Regions from separate parts of the Homo sapiens genome. Here region 2 is linked to region 1. Evidence: chromatin loops called from intact Hi-C (ENCODE). Cell type or tissue: endothelial cell of umbilical vein. All regions are shown on one strand.

Region 1 (2,500 bases):
TCTTGAAGGCAGGAATCATGATTCATCGATTCCTGTATTTGCAGTGCCCAAGCACAGTGCTTGGCACATAGTATATGCTCAAGGAATATATATGTTACGTTCGAGGAATCAAATCGCCTTACCTTTAAATACACCTTTTATGAGTGGCGCTACTGCTGTATTGAAGACTTCTTCCTGTTCAGTAGAGGGATCAAATACAAAATCGTAGGTGAAGGATTTATCTGTACCAACCACCACCTAGAGAAGGCACGGGACAAGGCGTAAGGTTAAAAATGAAAGGCAAGACCACACCCCTCGTTACCATTTGGCCCCAGCTGTTCAGACACAGGCTCTGGACTCTGCTACGCACCTGAGGCTCTCCGGGCACGAAGGAAAGGCACATCTGGCAGCCCTCGCTAATCTCTTTGGGGACCAGAGGGCGACAACGCAGCGCCACTCTTACGGGAATTCCCTTCACCTCTTCCTTCATGATCCTATCTCAGCACCGTCTCTGCGAGGGGGAAAAAGAAGGCTCGCTGATGAATGTTAGTAGGTCAGCAGGGGTGGGAGGGCGTCCTCCCCGGTTCCGACCCTCCTCAGCGGGAACACTGACTTGGGAGATTCACGCTCCATGACTTGGCCAGGGCTGGACCGCCCGTCAGCCCTGCACTCTAAAGAGAGTGCACGGGCTTCTGAAAGGCAAAGAAAAAACTCCAACGGGGACGGCGACAAAGAACCAAAGCCCTAGGGTACTGGGTAAAAACAGGTTCTGAGCTAAGGTGTGCCCCCGTAACTCACCAAACTAAATGTCCCTTCCCCGTTCTCCCTGGGCCTCCCGCCGCCCTGTCCCAGCCGGAGCTTTAACCGCCAAGTTTCAAATCCGTCCCGGAGACGCCAACCAATTGCAGTGCGGACTGCCCGAGGGCGGAGCGCGCACGTCGGCGCGCGCAGGCCGGCGCGGTGGGAAGGGGAGGGTCAGCTCGTTGCACCCTGGCCCGGCCTCTTTTCGACCCTGCGGAGCATCCGCTTCCGGTTCCCAGACTGAATTGTCAGTGAGCGGAGTCTGAGGTCGCTGTGGACTGCCCACTGGTGAGGTGGTGCGGCGTTTATGCGGCTGAGAGTGCGGGTCTCAGGCAGAATGTGGGGCGGGGACGTGGGAGGTGGCTGGTCAGGTGAAGGAAGGGTCGATCTAAGGACCCTACCATTACTAATCACATCTAGGAAATGTGGGGCGGTGCCTTGCCCCGAGTCCCTGCGGATAGTTAACACTCCCTTGGGCTTCGAAAGTAGATCTTTTTAGACTCGACCCTGATTTCCTCTTCTCCAGGTTTGAGACGGTAACATCTGTTTTGCAGGATTGTGAAAAATGAGGTCCTCTTTCTAGAGTACCTGACAGGTTGCTTGGCATCCAGAAGATGTTTAGCTAAGTTAAGAGTTTTCTTCTGTCTTCCTTCTCTCCTCCAACCTTAACACCTAGATATGGGCTGGGCCTGTAGACTGACTGCCTTGGAATGGGTTGGAGCTGCTGTCTGAAACTTGCTGGGCTGCTCTCCCTTTTGAACCACTTTTTGTCTGTTCTGATTCACTCTTCCAGGGCCTTGCCCGAGATGGACAGCCGGATTCCTTATGATGACTACCCGGTGGTTTTCTTGCCTGCCTATGAGAATCCTCCAGCATGGATTCCTCCTCATGAGGTGGGAACCATCTGTATTCCTGAGTAGGAGATTTTTTTCCCCGTGGGCATGAGATGATGCATGAAAGGTAGGATAGCAGGGTTAGAAGGCGAAACGGAGAGTGAATCTTAGCACTTGTAGCCAGAGGACCCAGAAGCTGGATTCTGAGCAACAGGACCCATTGGGAACTTCTTTATGGAAGCCTCCTGCTAGGGTCTGTTCACACCGGTTAATTCTGGAAATTTGGAGCCTTCATTTCCATACTGTTAAGAGGTTCAGCGCGGTGGCTCATGCCTGTAATCCCAGCACTTTGGGAGGCCGAAACAGGCGGATCACCTGAGGTTGGGAGTTCGAGACCAGCCTGACCAACATGGAGAAACCGCGTCTCTACTAAAAATACAAAATTAGCCGGGCGTGGTGGCACATGCCTGTAATCCCAGCTACTAGGGAGGCTGAGGCGGGAGAATTGCTTGAACCTGGGAGGCAGAGGTTGCGGTGAGCTGAGATTGAGCCATTGCACTCCAGCCTGGGCAACAAGAGCAAAACTCCATCTCAAAAAAAAAAAAAAAAGGTGAAGAAATGGGGAGCTACTGGGCTGCCCCAGTGCTATCCATCTACTCATTTAGTCTGTGTTATCTGTTCTACTTAAATTAAGTCTATGACCTTTCCTTTTCCTGACTTCAGGGTAATTCATTAGTGTTTCAGATGAAGGTAGGTGTGAAGTAAGACTGGTAAAATTTCTGGGGTTGCTGTGTCTTGCAGAGGGTACACCACCCGGACTACAACAATGAGTTGACCCAGTTTCTGCCCCGAACCATCACACTGAAGAAGCCTCCTGGAGCTCAGGT
Region 2 (2,500 bases), 110 kb before region 1:
CACCAGCACGGCACATGTATACATATGTAACTAACCTGCACAATGTGCACATGTACCCTAAAACTTAAAGTATAATAAAAAAAAAAAAGAGTTAGTTGCAATGTTGAATCTGAAACTTATTAATAAACTTTGTTGTTGTTGTTGTTGTTTTTATTTTATTATTATTATACTTTAAGTTTTAGGGTACATGTGCACAATGTGCAGGTTACATATGTATACATGTGCCATGCTGGTGTGCTGCACCCAGTAACTCATCATTTAGCATTAGGTATATCTCCTAATGCTATCCCTCCCCCCTCCCCCCACCCCACAACAGTCCCCAGAGTGTGATGTTCCTCTTCCTCTGTCCATGTGTTCTCATTGTTCAGTTCCCACCTATGAGTGAGAACATGCGGTGTTTGGTTTTTTGTCCTTGCGATAGTTTACTGAGAATGATGATTTCCATAAACTTTTTTATATTCTCTCATATTAAAATTCATCAGTCTATCTTGCAATCTGAATGGCTCATTTACGAATACATCATTCTATAAAGTGCCATTTGGACAATATTACTCCAGAGTCATGCAGATCTTCCAAATGTTAACACATTTCATTCTATAAAATATATATTTTTAAAATCACACTTGTTAATATCACTACTGGTCTTATCAGAAAAGTTATGAAAAACTGTCAAGTTCACAGTGGCAGATACAAGTTTTCCAAATCCAAATTTTGCTTGAAAGCTCACATTTTGTCTTAGGTAACAAACACTGTCAGCTGTTTTCCTTAAAGCAACAGGCTCGCTCTATTCTTTTTGAGAAAATGTCTGCCAAGTAACCAAGTCTTAATAACCACAGTTTGTCTGTCAGTTGTTCATTTAAGTAAAAATGATGTCCCATGAAAAAAGAGGCCTATTGAGCTCACACCTCAAACAATCGCAGTGCTTTTCTTGAGACGACCATCATATTCAGCATGCAGTAGAAGTGCTTTCTGTGTTCTTCCTGTTTCGTCACACAGGATGTAACACAGACATGAACTCCAGGGTCCAGATTTAGTAAAATCAACAACTTTTACTGCTTTCGCAACACCATTCTTAATTAAGACTGGCTTGTTTTTTTAAAACCTGAGAGTATATAGTGGTGAAGCATACAATGACTACTAGTTCAGGTTGGTGCCACTGCTTTCATTCAGCCTAGGGTGTCAGCACTTTAGCCCACTATGGCTTTTGCATTTTCAGTGCAAATTCCAATGTAGCAAAAAAGGCAAATAATGCCTTAATATTATTATGAAAATAGTTTTGATCACTGGCTCATGAGCTCCCCAGTAATCTGCGGCCCACACTTTGAAAACCCTGGTCTAATGTAGAGTCCTTTCCTTCAACAAGCTTACAGTCTGTCTTTAGAATGACAAAATTAATAAACATAAAACAATAAACATAAAGATAACATGTCAGCAGTATGTCATAATTGAGTATCATAAGTTCTGAAAGAGTTTAGAGAACAAGGAAGATTAGTGAGGGATTAAAAAGTCAGGGAAGGCTTCTGGAAGAGGTGGGGCACAACACTTCAGAGTTGTCACCTATCATTGGCCCTTTCCTGTCTTCTCTGACAATTCGTGTCCCTTATCTATTCCAAAATGTAGTTTAAGTCTCATCAGTTCTAAAAAAATTCTCCTAACTAAACTCACCTCTAATTCCTTCTACTTGGCACCAGCCCTACATTTACATAATCATTTACTTACGCATATGGTATGTAGGTAAATTTTTAATAACCAGCACTTAAAAAGCCAGCCCTTGGCTGGGCACAATGGCTCACACCTGTAATCCTGGAACTTTGGGAGGCCAAGGCAGGCCGATCGCTTGAGGCCAGGAGTTCGAGACCACCCTGGCCAACATGGTGAAACCCTGTCTCTACTAAAAATACAAAAATTAGCCAGGCATGGTGCCATGTGCCTGTAATTCCAGCTACTTGGGAGGCTGAGACATGAGAATCACTTGAACCCAGGAGGCAGAGGCTGCAGTGAGCCAAGATCGCGCCATTGTACTCCAGCCTGGGCAAGAGTGAGACTTTGTCTCAAAACAAACAAACATAAAACAAAAACAAACAAACAAACAAAAACCCCAGCCCTGATTTGTAACTTTTGTCAGTTTCTGTGGTGTAAAAATTCTCACCATAATCAATTGTAAACTAACAACGGTTTACAACATTCTTGAAATTTTAGCAAATGATTCCAGGACACCAGTGTGAGTAATGATACTATTTCCACCTGAGAGCAAGGGCAATGTCATCTATTTTTTCTGTATATCCCAACTGCATCCAGTGTAGCACAAAGCAGGAACTCAAAGGTTGAGTGATTTATAGATGTATCCCAAGATAAAGTTAGTATGTATTGCTAAAACCAGATTAAATGATCCCAAGGTTCTATTATCCTAAAACACGATAAAATCTCTGTCAAGGTTCTGTTCCTTCTAGATTTCATAAACTGCTTAAAATAATCATGATTAGAAGAGCCTGTGTAGCAT

What was found. Peaks named below come from ENCODE experiments on the same cell type or tissue, not always from the same donor. Only the 100,000 strongest peaks of a DNase experiment are listed, where the experiment ranks them.
Region 2: a loop joins it to region 1, with 2.3 times the contacts of the local background. A loop is called at or near these places in 3 of 110 quality-filtered maps.

What each region holds. Positions count from the first base shown.
Region 1 is chrX:70,288,428-70,290,927 of GRCh38, reverse strand. It overlaps PDZD11 (PDZ domain containing 11), which reads left to right and starts at 1,001. Exons shown (of 7, transcript NM_016484.5): 1 at 1,001-1,068; 2 at 1,574-1,673; 3 at 2,415-2,498. The coding sequence starts at 1,587. KIF4A (kinesin family member 4A) reads right to left here and starts at 824. Exons shown (of 31, transcript NM_012310.5): 1 at 778-824; 2 at 350-490; 3 at 123-237. The coding sequence starts at 469. RefSeq lists a silencer at 844-1,023. In endothelial cell of umbilical vein, no CTCF peak of the experiment used is centred here; a DNase peak (open chromatin) is centred at 937; H3K4me3 peaks cover 1,688 bases; H3K27ac peaks cover 610 bases.
Region 2 is chrX:70,397,611-70,400,110 of GRCh38, reverse strand. The region is part of intron 22 of KIF4A (kinesin family member 4A); the gene reads right to left. Among named protein-coding and RNA genes, the nearest start is that of GDPD2, 24 kb to the left of the region's middle. In endothelial cell of umbilical vein, no CTCF peak of the experiment used is centred here; a DNase peak (open chromatin) is centred at 940; H3K27ac peaks cover 978 bases.